Regions from separate parts of the Homo sapiens genome. Here all the other regions are linked to region 1. Evidence: chromatin contacts called from ENCODE Hi-C or POLR2A ChIA-PET data. All regions are on one chromosome and are shown on one strand. The core of a region is the stretch at or near the end of the contact, and the rest is flanking DNA. Distances in the headings are between cores, read along the strand shown. Region 1 holds the start of BBS1 (Bardet-Biedl syndrome 1). Region 2 holds the start of TOP6BL (TOP6B like initiator of meiotic double strand breaks). Region 3 overlaps SPTBN2 (spectrin beta, non-erythrocytic 2). Region 4 has its middle 19 kb from the start of RBM4B.

Region 1 (3,246 bases), core at 336-2,835:
TTATGTGCCTCCATGGAATGTCTAGTCCAGAAATGGATACTGAATCCATGCTAACTTCCTTTCTTTTATCCCAATATATTTCTCTACCTTTAAAAAACTTGTATCTTTTTAAATTTACATTTTTATTTAAAATTAAATATATGTATATATATATACATATATATACACATATATATACATATATATACATATATATACACATATATATATATATATTTTTTTTTGAAACTGTCTCACTCTGTCATCCAGGCTGGAGTGTAGTGGCATGGTCTCAGCTCACTCAACCTCCGCCTCCTGGGTTTGACCAATTCTCCTGCCTCAGCCTCCCAAGTAGCTGGGATTACAGGTGCCCATCACCATGCCCGGCTAATTTTTGTATTTTTAGTAGAGATGGTGTTTCACCATGTTGGACAGGCTGGTCTCGAATGCCTAAGCTCAAGCGATCCACCCACCTCAGCCTCCCAAAGTGCTGGGATTGCTGGCCTTAAAATTAAATTTAAAATGTAACATTTTTACTATGGAAAATTTTCATTCACATACAAAAGTAGAGAGACTCATATAATGAGTCCCCATATATCCCATTATCCAGCTTCAAAAATTGACAGCTCATGGCCCATCTTAAAATCTTTTGATAAACATCAAACGTTCACTTCCCTCCTTTTTACTTTCCCTCCAGATTCTAGTGCCCACCCCCAACCAAGGGATTTGCCCTTCCAACAAAGAAATCAGGTTAACTAAGAGGCTTTGTCTTAGTAGAATCCCCAGAAATATTTGATCTGCTTTACTTTCTGCAGTCTGTATTATGAAATCAATAAGTTCTCTTCACTTTCCATATAAAAACAAAATTTAACGCTAAATGTGCTTTTTCACAGTATATGTGAATTCCAGAGTATGCTGGGCCTATTTTCAGCCGTCAGGAAATCTCATTTCTGGGTACACCCCCCTACCCTCAACTCTCCTGGCTAGGGTGATATGCTTACCTTGTATTCCCCATCCCCATGTAAATCTGCCAGCGCTGGAAAACAAAAGGGCCAAAACCAGAGTCTCAGAATCCCAGAGGCTTCACTACAGGACCATTGTCTGACTCCCCATCCCACTAGAACCCAGGGTTCCTGGTTCCAGAGACTCACCTAGGCAGGCAGAAAAGGTGTGGATATTGGCCATTGGGTCGTAGTGCGCATCCAACCACTTCGAATTGGCCTCATTGCTGGAAGTGGGGGAAAGACAGTTGGGGAGTGAGTCCCATGGGAGGGGAAAAAAAAACTTTGAGGAAGCTGGTACAGGTCACTCTGAACATAAGGTACAGAACGTCTGGGTACAAGTCCAGGCTCCGCCACTGGCTCACCGAGCGACCTCCAGACACACATATGCACATCTTAGGCCTCGGTTTCCCTATCTGACCTCTTAAGAGTCCTTCCAGACTGCCCGAGAACAGCAGGAGCCCAGAGCCCGGGGACCAAGGGACCCTCTTTACACGGGTGGGAAAAGAGGCCTTGAGGAGCCCTGCCTTCACCTCTCAGCTCCGCAGGCGTCGGAATCCGATGAGGACGCAGCGGCCATCTTCGCAGGCGTCGTCCTGGCAACCGGCCCCGCCCTCGCGTAACGCCCAATAGTGCCCGAGCACAGGGAAGGGCGAGTACAAAGGTTCCGGGCGCCAAGCTTTCCCACCCAGGCTCAGGAGGACGCGCTGGCCACCTTCCTGGGTTGAGGAATCTGTCTCAGATTCCTCAAAGATATTTATCTTTGCTCCTTCCCAGTCAGAGCCACCTTTCCAGGCGTCTGGGTCCTACAATCTCTGGGTCAGCCACAGAGCCCTCTGGCTTCCAGGGTTGGAAAGAAGCCCCTTCTAGCATTTATGAGCAGCAAAAAGAACTCCTCCTGTCTCCATCTTCATGGTTACCCGGTTGAAAAGGACCATGTCCTGCCTTGCTGCGTTACTGTAGAGGTCCAGGCCCAGAGAAACAAAACACGAGGGTTATGGGACAAATGCAGAGGATTCTGACTGAAGTTGAGTTTGTAGGTTCCCAGAACTTTTTTTTTTTTTTTTTTTTTTTGAGACGTAGTCTCGCTCTGTCGCTTGCGCTGGAGCGCAGTAGCGCGATTTCGGCTCACCGCAACCTCCGCCTCCCGGGTTCCAGGGATTCTCCTGCCTCAGCCTCCCGAGTAGCTGGGATTACAGGCGCATGCCACCATGCCCAGCTACTTTATTTTTTAGTAGAGACGAGGTTTCACCATATTGGCCAAGCCGGTCTCGAACTCCTGACCTCGTGATCCCCTCGCCTCGGCCTCCCAAAGTGCTGGGATTACAGGCATGAGCCACCGTGCCCGGCCCCAGAACATTTAAAAATGCAAGGAATGCCACAAAGGAGAGCTGCAAAAATTGTGCTATGTTCAGCTCTGTGACTGCGTATCCTCATCTAGAGATAATGTCAACATCCTGTTGTGGAAGGGAGGCTAAAAATGGCCCTCCTTGCCCCCTCCCCAGGCCTTGAGCCCATCACTCTGCTGGGAGTAAATGAGAAGACAGGCAAAGGCAAGGAGGAGCCACACACGCCGCAAAGATGGTGGTTGTCTCTAATATTTATTTGTCTGGTTATAAAATTAATATGTGAGGAGCATTGGATTTGGTGAGAACGTTTTGAACCCTAGCTGTCACGTGCCACCTGCGGGATCTAGACCAGTGACTTCTCAGAACTGCCATTTCCTCATCTGGTAGACAGGATGGTAAGCCCTGTCTTGCTCACTCCACGTATGGCAGTGCAGATGAAATGAGATCACAGAGGGGAAGCAATTGGCAGGCTGGAAAGTGCTGACAAATGGAAGGGGTTGTGTCACCACCCTCAGCTGAGGTAGTACCAAGGTCCAAGCTCCTGCCCCTCCCCCTCCCCAGCCCCTAAATACACACACGAATGGAGGGCCACTTGCAGCCTTGGTCTGATGGAATTGGGGGCAAGGCCACACATCTTCCTCAAGCTTGGCCAGATGGGGCCTCACTGGGGCCCTTCCAGAATCGGGCATCGGCTGTGGCCAGCTGTGTGAGGATCTCCTCCAACTCGGGTCCATCCTCTGGGAAACGCTCAGAGAAGGATCGGATGAGGCCAGCAGCTGACGCCTCGTATTCCAGAAGCTGCACGTCTGAGCCTGGGGAGGAGATGGAGAGAAAACAGCAGGGAAAGGTCTGAATAGGGAAACTGAATCATCATAAAAATCTTAATAATCACAATTACAGCAGCAGCTGTTTCTTAC
Region 2 (3,246 bases), core at 387-2,886, 230 kb before region 1:
ATGTTAGCCAGGCTGGTCTTGAACTCCTGATCTCAAGTGATCTGCCCGCCTCGGTCTCCCAAAGTGCTGAGAATACAGGCTACCCACCGCGCCCGGCCAACTCCCATTATTATTCATGCAAACAGATTCTCACTTTTACAGGGAGGCAACACAAGGAAAATTATTACCCCCTTTTTAAAGGCAGGGAGATCTGGGAACTAAGATCCTCATTTGTACCAGTTAACAAGAATGGTTTCCAGGTACGTGTAGAGTCTAACTATTCCTTCACACGTCCTCTGTTACGATATTCCCATATCGGGCCGGGCACGGTGGCTCACGCCGGTCCCAGCACTTTGGGAGGCGGAGGCGGGCAGATCACTTGAGGTCAGAAGTTCAAGACCAGCCTGGCCAACATGGTGAAAACCTGTCTCTACTACAAATACAAAAATGAGCCAGGTGTAGCGGCGTGCGCCTGTAATCCCAGCTACTCGGGAGGCTGAGACAGGAGAATCCCTTGAACCCGAGAGGCGGAGACTGCGGTGAGCCGGGATCACGCCACTGCACTCCAGCCTGGGCGAAAGAGCGAGACTCCGTCTCAAAAAACAAACAAACAAACAAACAAACAAACAAACCCTAAAGATATTCTCATGTCGGTATGACAGCGCAGTTGGGAAAAGAACACTGGCCTATGAGTCAGCGCCCTGGGTTCTAGCCTAGGTTCGGTTATTTGTAAAATGGAATCCCGCCGCCTTCTTTGATGACAACAAACAGGCAGGACGCCCGGGGGTACTCTCTCAGGTGCCCTCAGAGCCTGTGCTTCTGTCACCTGCCCAGTACCCCTCACAAACAGCAGCTCAACGTCCCATTGGGCACCGGCCGTGAAAGTGGGTAATGAAATGAGCACACGGGGCGTGGCCGGCGCCAGGCGCTCAGTGCCGTCTTCCAGAGCAGCTCCCCGAGCACAGGTGTGGCCTCTGAACCTCGCCCTTCCACGTCCAGCTGCTTCGAACCCAGAAACCTGCACCTGCACCGGGGCCTAAAAAAACTCTCCCTCGCTCCCAGTCTGCACTGGGTCCCTCCTTGCCTCTGTCCTGGCGCCCCGACTCCCCCCACCCCGCCCCGCAACGCCAGGGCTTGCCCCATTCCTTTCCTTCTTTCCGCGCCCCCTCCCAGCACCCGGTGCATGGAAGGCGCTGGGCTCCGGCAGGCACCTCCGAGGCTGCGTCAGGCTCTGCCCCTGGGTGTCCGCCGGTGCTCGGCAAACGCCGCAGCTTTCTGAGCCGTAGGCTGGAGAGAGGGCGTCGTTCCCCCACAGAGTACCCCGCGAGCGAGAGCCCTCATCTGCTCCTACTTCCTCGCTTCCCCGTGGGAGACGGGCCTCGATTCCCGAACCTTCCTCCTTCACCTTAGGCGACGCCCGACCCCTCTGCCCAAACTTCGCGGTCTCCTCACAAAGCCCGTCTCCTCAGAAAGTGTCCTCCGCTTTCTCTCCCTTCCCAGCATCACCTCGAACACGGCCACGGCCGTCCCCTCCATGCCGCGCAGGGAACAGCGGCAACGCCCAGTCGAAGGGTACCCGCCCGCCGCCGCCGCCGCCGCCGCCGCCCCCTCCTCAGCCCGGGCTTGGAACTCCGCCAGTGCCCACGCCCGAGTCCACGCCCACGCCCGGCAGCGCGAGCCCATCCCTTCCCGCGCGCGCGCCTGCGCCCGCGCACGCCCCGCCCACCTGCCCGCCGCGCCTGCGCACTCGACGCTGCAGGGCCCCGAGACCGCGAACCGCCGCCGGGAGCCACCTAGAGCCTCTGAGCGCCGCGGGTGCCAGTGGGCCCGCAGGTGGGAGGTTCGGGGCGGGGAAGAGCCCGCGAGAGGCGGCCAAGGCTGGAGGTGAGCGGGAATGAGGCCAGGCCACGACTCCTCCCTCCTCTCAAAGATAGTTTCCCACGGTGGCGGCGAGATGCGGCCCTTGGCCCTAATCCGGGCTTTGGCCGCCCTTCGCGCTTTCCAGGACCCTTCCCTCGGCCGGGAGGGGCGACGGTAACGGCGCGGGGCTACCAAGCGGGTTCGTGACCCCTCCAACAGCCTTGTCTGCGGCGGGGGCTGCCCCAGGCCAAGCCCTGGGTCCCAGACTTAGCAAAGAAAAAGACGGCCAATTAAAATTGAATTTCATATAGACAGCGAATTTTTTTTATAACCATACACATATCTCGGCAATTTTTGGGACATATACTAAAAAATTACTAATCTGAAATTAAAAACGACGCCCTGGGCCGGGCGCAGTGGCTCACGCCCGTCATCCCAGCACTTTTGGAGGCCGAAGCGAGTGGATCACCTGAGGTCAGGAGTTCGAGACCAGCCTGGCCAACATGGTGAAACCCCGTCTCTACTGAAAATACAAAAATTAGCCGGGCGTGGTGGCGGGCGCCTGTAATCCCAGCTACTCGGGAGGCTGAGGCAGGATAATTGCTTGAACCTGGGAGGCGGAGGTTGCAGTGAGCCGAGATCGCGTCATTGCACTCCAACCTGGGCAAAAAGAGCGAAACTCTGTCTCAAAAAAAGAAAAAACGACCCCCCGTCTTTTACCTTACAACCAGCCCCAAGCATCTCCCAGCCTAATCCAGGGGGACCAGCTTCCCCCGCAAAGGTGGGACCTGGGAGTCGACCCCTCCCTATCCAGGCCCCTTTCCACGTTTGACTGCACTGAATGTGCCAAGACCAGGAGCTGGCTTTTCTGGGCTCTGGCTGACAGGAGAAGCTCTGGGGTTTTCCAAGTGCATTCCTGGCTGGAATAAGGAGGTCCTGCAGAGTCCCAGCTGCTGCTCTCTGCCAGGTTCCGGGAGGGGCATGGTGACAGGGGCTTAAGCCTATAACTGCTGGTGATCTGACAGCCAAAAGAAAACCCTGATGAGAGATTCCTGCCTGGCAAAGAGTTGCCCAAGGAGAAGGGTGGGACAGGGTGTTGGCTGCTTTCCTTCAGGAAAAATTCTTCCACCCCAGCTCCAAGACGCCAGGATTGGACAGAACAGGCTGGCGAGCTGGCAGAGTGCCTGCCCAGTACACAACCTTGGTGCTACTCCAAAGAACATTGTCTATCGAGACCTGAATCATACCCTTCTCGAGTCTATGCTCAGCGCTCCTCCCCATTCCTCCCCATCTCAGTTGCTCACAGGTAGACCTATTGGAGCAAGGTAGCTTTTATTTCTGGAAAATCCATCGTAACCATCAAACTTGATAAACAGCTGGCATTTGAGGAATCATTGGAGTCTTCCT
Region 3 (3,246 bases), core at 69-2,568, 180 kb before region 1:
TAGCATTTCCCAGAGTCATTTCTTTGGGCAGCCAGTATCAGAATCTCTAGGGATATGTCGCAGTCAGGGTTAGAGTTAGGAGACAGACCCCCTAATAATTTGACGATGAGAACTTCAGTAAAAAGAAATATTAATTAGGCCAGGCACAGTGGCTCATGCCTGTAATCTCAGCACTTTGGGAGGCCAAGGCAGGCAGGTCGCTTGAGGTCAGGAGTTCAAGACCAGCCTGGCCAACATGGTGAAACCCCGTCTCTACTAAAAATACAAAAATTAGCCAGGCGTGGTGGCGCACGCCTGTTATCCCAGCTACTTGGGAGGCTGAGGGCTGAGGGAGGAGGATAGCTTGAACCCAGGAGACAGAGGTTGCAGTGAGCCGTGATCATGCCATCGCACTCCAGCCTGGGCAAGCCTCTGTCTCAAAAAAAAAAACAGAAGTATAAATTAGTAAAAGGTGGTAAAGAGAACTCTATAGCAGGGGTCAGAAAACTTTTTTCAGTAAAGCACCAGATAGTAAATTTTTGGGGCTTCATGGGTCGTAAGGTCTATGTCACAGCCCTTCAACTCTGCCCTTGTAAGGAAAAGCAGCTGCGGATTATATGTAAAATAAGGGGTATGGCCAGGTGTGGTGGCTCACACATGTAATCCCAACACTTTGGGAGGCCGAGGTGGCCGGATCACTTGAGTCCAGGAGTTTTGAGACTAGCCTGGGCAACATGGCAAAACCCCATCTCTACAAAAACTACAAAAATTAGCTGGGCGTGGTGGTGGTGTGTGCCTGTAGTCCCAGCTACTCAGGAGGCTGAGGTGAGAAGATTGTTTGAGCCTGGAGAGTCGAGGCTGCAGTGGGCTGTGATCGTGCCACTGCACTGCAGCCTGGGTGGCAGAGCGAGACTTGTCTCAAAAAATTTTTTAAAAAGGGGTGCAGCTGTGGTCCAATAAAAACTTTATAAGGCTAGGCAGTGGGCTGGACTTGCTGGTCCCTGCTCTGAAGAATGCAGAATGGGAAGTGTAGGGAGCAGCTGACACCTCTGGGGTTGAGGAGTCCCCCAGGAAGGAGCAAGATGGCTGAGTCTCAGACCTCCTTGGAGAGGGCGGAGGCCCACTGAATGGCCTGGAAATTTGCTGGGGTATCACAGGCCAGAGCATGTCTGAAGCCAGCAAGCCAAGGCTGGCCAGCAGGAAGTGGCCACTAGAGTGCAGCAAAACTTGCCAGAGAGTAAGAGCCACCGGATCTCTTGCGCACTGTGGACAGTTTTGCTGTAGGAGGAAGAAAAGCACCTTGGAACCGTGGAATGCCCCACATCTGCTAGGCATTGTGGTGTCCCTCCAGCGCCCTCTGCTGACAAGGCCTAGATTGTGCCTGCTGGCAAAGGAGGAATGTTTCCAGGGGCCAGTTCCAGTGTCTCAAAGCAGGGCCACGATGGATTGGGGATGGAGAGACAATGAATTGATAATGGGCACAGTTATCACACTACCCTGGATTTTTTAATTTCAATCTTTTAGATTCGCGGGTGTGGGTGCAGGTTTGTTATAAGTTATATTGTGTGATGCTGAAGTTTGGGGTGTAATTGAACCCATCACCCATGTAGTGAGCACAGTACCCAATAGGGATTTTTTCAACCCCTGCCCTTGGATTCTTGTGCATATAAAGTTCGAGATCCACTGATCCAGCCCATGAGGGGATGCTCTCCCTGGGTGAGCTGCAGTGATGAGCAGCCACAGTGGGCTGGATAGAGACTGGTTGGTGTCTCTGCTGGGCATGAAGGCGGAAATGCAGAGCTAACATGTCCTTCCTCCTGGCGGTTTGCAGATGCTGGAATGGGAGATGGCTGTGAGAGAGAAGGAGGTGGAGGCAATCCAGGCCCAGGCCAAAGCACTGGCCCAGGAGGACCAGGGTGCAGGGGAGGTGGAGAGAACCTCGAGGGCCGTGGAGGAGAAGTTCAGGGCCTTGTGCCAGCCCATGCGGGAACGCTGCCGGCGCCTGCAGGCTTCTCGCGAGCAGCACCAGTTCCACCGCGATGTGGAAGATGAGATTGTGAGTCACTGGGGCCAAGGACGGCAAGCTGCCCCCAGCCATGTGGTTCTCCAGCCTCCCTCCTGGATGCCAGGGAGATGCCAGCAGGGCTCTATTCCCTCTTCTCTTTGGCATTGACCATCTCCCCTATAGGGAGACTTGGAGATGCCTCCCAGAACCAGAGATGACTGTTCCCCACACACAGGGCGGTAGCCCCAGGTGTCCCCACTCCCACTAATCAGTCCCTGCTGCTTGCCTTGCCCTCTGGGCCTCCACTGACCCCCTCTTCCTCTTCCAGTTGTGGGTGACAGAGCGGCTGCCCATGGCCAGCTCCATGGAGCATGGCAAGGACCTGCCCAGCGTCCAGCTTCTCATGAAGAAAAACCAGGTGAGGCAGAGGCTGAAGGCAAAAGAGAAGTTCCCAGGAGCCTGCCCAGACTTGGACGTGTTTTTTCTTAAGACCAGGCCCCCCTCGATGCTGAGTGTAACCCTGGACTTCAGTGGCTGTCTTTCCTCACCTTGGGAGGGTGGGTCCTCTCAGTAGGAGATAGTGGGGGCTGGGCGGCTGACGGGTGTTACCATCGCACCCCCAGGCTAGGAGAGGGAGCAGAGGACCCAGGAAGGAGAGAGGCACAGGGGTGAAGGGTGGTCTCCGGGAGCACGTGGGGCTGGGGCAGGACTTTCAGCATTTTCTCTTCTGTGGCCATGGGCAGACCCTGCAGAAAGAGATTCAGGGCCATGAGCCCCGGATCGCGGACCTGAGGGAGCGGCAGCGTGCTCTAGGTGCAGCAGCAGCAGGTCCAGAGCTGGCTGAGCTGCAGGAAATGTGGAAACGCCTGGGCCACGAGCTGGAACTTCGAGGGAAGCGACTGGAGGATGCCCTGCGAGCCCAGCAGTTCTACCGCGATGCCGCCGAGGCGGAGGCCTGGATGGGCGAGCAGGAATTACACATGATGGGCCAGGAGAAGGCCAAGGTGAGGGCCAGGACAGAGCCCAGTGTATGTGACCAGTTCTGCCCTCCCCTGACCTGATGCTGGATGCCACTGTCCCTTCCCCCAGGATGAGCTGAGTGCCCAGGCAGAGGTGAAGAAGCACCAGGTGCTGGAGCAAGCCCTGGCCGACTACGCGCAGACCATCCACCAGCTGGCGGCCAGCAGCCAGGACATGATTGACCACGAGCACCCAGAGAGGTGGGTGCAGCGGCAGCCCGGCCCAGCCTGGGGGTGGAGCCG
Region 4 (3,246 bases), core at 499-2,998, 150 kb before region 1:
GGAGATCGAGACCATCCTGGCTAACATGGTGAAACCCTGCCTCTACTAAAAATACAAAAAAAATTAGCCAGGTATGGTGGCACATGCCTGTAGTCCCAGCTACTCGGGAGGCTGAGGCAGAAGAATGGCGTGAACCCGGGAGGCAGAGCTTGCAGTGAGCTGAGATCGCACCACTGCACTCCAGCCTGGGCGACAGAGCAAGACTCCATCTCAAATTAAAAAAAAAAAAAAAAAGTTTAGGTCGGGTGCAGTGGCCTACCTACACCTGTAATCCCAGCACTTTGGGAGCCGAGGTAGAAGGATCACCTGAGGTCTGGAGTTTGAGACCAGCCAGGACAACATGGCGAAACCCTGTCTCTACTAAAACTACAAAAAAATTAGGCAGAAGCCTGTAATTCCAGCTATTCAGTAGGCTGAAGTAGGAGAATCACTTGAACCCAGGAGGCAAAGGTTGTAGTGAGCCAAGATCGTGCCACTGCACTCCAGCCTGGTTGCAGAGCAAGACTCTGTCTCAAAAAAAAAAAAAAAAAAAGAGAGACTCCCATCTCAAAAAAAAAGAAATTGTGATAAGTACCACAAATTACACAAAATGGGTCCAATGGCAGGGAATAATGGGAGGACATATCTACTAAGCTACAGGTGGTTTGGGAGGGCATTCCAATACTTGATCCTGAAGCTAAGACCTGAAGTTAAGTTAGCTCTAAAGCAGTAAAGAGAAAGGTCCCTTCAGATTTAAAAAAAAAAAAAAAAAAAAGGCCCTGAGGCAGGAAAGAGCTCAGTGTATACAAGGATCTGAAAGGAGAGTCAGTATGGTCAGAAAAGGATAGATAAGCAGGGAAAAGGGCCTGAGATAATAAAGTGTGACAGAGGAAAGGCACGTTCAAACTAAGGGATTGGGCATTTTACTTTAGATAAAAGGGGAAGTTGCTGAAAGGTTCTAAGTAACGAAAGAAACATCTGATTTACATACATTTCACAAGAACATTCTGGCTATTAAATGGAGAATACTTTGAAGACCCAAGGGTAAGAAAAAGATGGACCTGGAGGTCACTGTAGTCATCTTGGTGGGAGAGGATAGCATGGTCTAGACTATGGCTGTGGCAAAGACATGGAGAAAAGAGGCAACATGTGATATAAACATGATCAAGAGCTGCTAATGGTTGGGGAGGGCGTAAGAATGACTACCAGCAATCTGGCTGAAAGAGAGAATGGGATAAGGAAGACTGAAGGAGAAATGATTTTAGAGTGGGGAGTCTCAGGAGCTCTATCTCAGATATACCAAGTTTGAGGTGTATTAAGACAACCAGCCAGGTGCAGTAGCTCATGCCTGTAATCCCAGCAAGTTGGGAGGCCAAGGCGGGCAGAACCCGAGGTCGGTAGTTCGAGACCAGCCTGGCCAATATGGTGAAATCCCGTCTCTAAATTTTGTATCTAAAGATACAAAAATTAGCCAGGTGTAGTGGCACGTGCCTGTAGTCCTAGCTACTCAGGAGACTGAGGCAGAAGAATCACTTGAATCCGGGGGGCGGAGCTTGCAGTGAGCCGAGATCGCGCCACTGCACTACAGCCTGGGCAACAGAGTGAGACTCCATCTCAAAAAAAAAAAAAAAAAAAAAAAAAGAACCAAGAAGAAATGTCAGCTAGGTGTCCAGATCCCTGAATCTTGAGCACAGAAGAGAGGTTTCAAACTGGAGATATCAAGAGTCTTTAGCACCTGGATCAGTGTTACATAACAGAAATACAATGTGAGCCACAAATGCAAACCACATAGGGAACTGAAACAGGTGAAATTAAATTGTATTAATTTTATTTTCCCCAGATAGTCTGGTGGTTAGGAAAAAAAAAAATTTTAATGTATTTTTACCCAATATGTGCAAAAAAATGACCATTTCAACATATAATGAGCATTAAAAACTGAATATATATATATATATATTTTTTTTTTTTGAGAGACACTCTTGCTCTGTTGCCCAGGCTAGAGTGCCGTGGCCCAATCTTGGCTCAATAGAACCTCCGCCTCCCAGGTACAAGCAATTCTCCTGTCTCAGCCTCCCAAGAAGCTGGGACTACAGGCACGTGCCACCACGCCTGGCTAAGTTTTGTATTTTTAGTAGAGATGGGGTTTCACCACCTTGGCCAGGCTGGTCTCAAACTCCTGACATCAAGTGATCTGCCCACCTTGGCCTCCCAAAGTGCTGGGATTACAGGCGTGAGCCACTGCGCCTGGCTTATATTAATTTTTTAAATCCCATAGGTATTTGGTACTCGCAGCACTGTATATGTCTCTGGCTACCACACTGAACAGCACAACTCCATATGGTATACAAAGCCAAAGCAATGAATGAAGTCTTGAAGAGGATTTCAAACTTGGCACTAGTGATAACTGGGAAAGGTGCCCCTCCTGTGCATTGGAGGATGTTTAGCCACATCCCTGGCGGGAGAAACCCCCTAAATTGTGACAATTAACAATGATTTCAGGGAATCTCTGAGCCTATTCTAGTTGCCCATTTAAAACAAAACGAAAAAAAAAAAAAAAAAAAAAAAAAGGTCAGACTAGGCCAGGCACAGTGGCTCACGCCTGTAATCCCAGCATTTTGGGAGGCCGAGGCAGGCGGATTACCTGAGGTCGGGAGTTCAAAACCAACCTGACCACCACGGAGAAACCCCATCTCTACTAAAAATACAAAATTAGACGGGCGTGGTGGTGCATGCCTGTAATCCCAGCTACTAGGGAGGCTGAGGCAGCAGAATCGCTTGAATCCAGGAGGCAGAGGTTGCACTGAGCCGAGATCGTGCCGTTGCACTCCAGCAGCCTGGGCAACAAGAGCAAAACTCCATCTCAAAAAAAAAAAATTTTAAAAAAGGGTCAGACTAGGTGGCTCACGCCTGTAATCCCAGCACTTTGGGAGGCTGAGGCAGGCAAATGGCTAGAGCTCAGGAGTTCAAGACCAGCCTGGGCAACATGGCAAAACCACAACTACAAAATACAGAAATTAGTTGGGCATGCTGGCATGCGCCAGTGGTCCCAGCTACTCGGGAGGCTGAGGTGAGAGAATTGCTTGAGCCCGGGAGGAGGTGGAGGTTGAACACGGCACTCCAGCCTGGGTGACATAGGAAGACCCTGTCTCAAAAAAAAGGTGGGGGAGGGGGCAGGCGAGGTGGCTCATGCCTATAATTTTTTTTTTTTTTTTTTTTTTTTTTGAGATGGAATCTTGCTCTGTCGCCCAGGCTAGAGTGCAGTGGCGC

Evidence for each region. A loop is a pair of places that touch in the nucleus more often than their neighbours do. ChIA-PET counts read pairs that join two places held with the same protein, here RNA polymerase II (POLR2A). Pooled maps may share reads with other maps.
Region 2: a pooled map shows a loop between it and region 1 (6-fold over the local background). The contact joins the promoter of TOP6BL here to the promoter of BBS1 in region 1. A Hi-C loop is called at or near these places in 8 of 50 pooled maps. POLR2A ChIA-PET finds 5 or more read pairs at or near these places in 2 of 52 experiments (B cell and CD4-positive, alpha-beta T cell).
Region 3: a loop to region 1 is called in a pooled map, with 2.3 times the contacts of the local background. The contact joins the enhancer-like site here to the promoter of BBS1 in region 1. A Hi-C loop is called at or near these places in 1 of 168 maps with a recorded cell type or tissue (CD4-positive, alpha-beta T cell) and 2 of 50 pooled maps. POLR2A ChIA-PET finds 5 or more read pairs at or near these places in 4 of 52 experiments (GM12878, activated naive CD4-positive, alpha-beta T cell, endothelial cell of umbilical vein and 1 more).
Region 4: a loop to region 1 is called in a pooled map, with 1.9 times the contacts of the local background. The contact joins the enhancer-like site here to the promoter of BBS1 in region 1. A Hi-C loop is called at or near these places in 1 of 50 pooled maps. POLR2A ChIA-PET finds 5 or more read pairs at or near these places in 6 of 52 experiments (CD4-positive, alpha-beta T cell, Caco-2, GM12878 and 3 more).

The regions. Positions count from the first base shown.
Region 1 is chr11:66,508,974-66,512,219 of GRCh38, reverse strand. BBS1 (Bardet-Biedl syndrome 1) reads right to left here and starts at 1,585. Exons shown (of 17, transcript NM_024649.5): 1 at 1,514-1,585; 2 at 1,131-1,207; 3 at 981-1,015. The coding sequence starts at 1,560. DPP3 (dipeptidyl peptidase 3) reads right to left here. Exons shown (of 18, transcript NM_130443.4): 18 at 2,563-3,141. The coding sequence ends at 2,969. RefSeq lists an enhancer at 1,674-1,723.
Region 2 is chr11:66,743,159-66,746,404 of GRCh38, reverse strand. It overlaps TOP6BL (TOP6B like initiator of meiotic double strand breaks), which reads right to left and starts at 1,636. Exons shown (of 15, transcript NM_001302084.2): 1 at 1,486-1,636. It also overlaps a transcript of SPTBN2 not described here. RefSeq lists enhancers at 778-867, 1,308-1,417, 1,909-2,409 and silencers at 1,048-1,147, 1,558-1,947.
Region 3 is chr11:66,692,928-66,696,173 of GRCh38, reverse strand. It overlaps SPTBN2 (spectrin beta, non-erythrocytic 2), which reads left to right. Exons shown (of 38, transcript NM_006946.4): 22 at 1,811-2,035; 23 at 2,313-2,402; 24 at 2,728-2,988; 25 at 3,074-3,204. Among named protein-coding and RNA genes, the nearest start is that of RBM4B, 17 kb to the right of the region's middle. RefSeq lists an enhancer at 857-1,357. Within about 2 kb of position 1,318, at least 2 of the 41 ENCODE cell types and tissues checked have a DNase peak (open chromatin) inside an H3K27ac peak, as active enhancers do.
Region 4 is chr11:66,657,638-66,660,883 of GRCh38, reverse strand. It overlaps a transcript of RBM4 not described here. Among named protein-coding and RNA genes, the nearest start is that of RBM4B, 19 kb to the left of the region's middle. Within about 2 kb of position 1,748, at least 2 of the 41 ENCODE cell types and tissues checked have a DNase peak (open chromatin) inside an H3K27ac peak, as active enhancers do.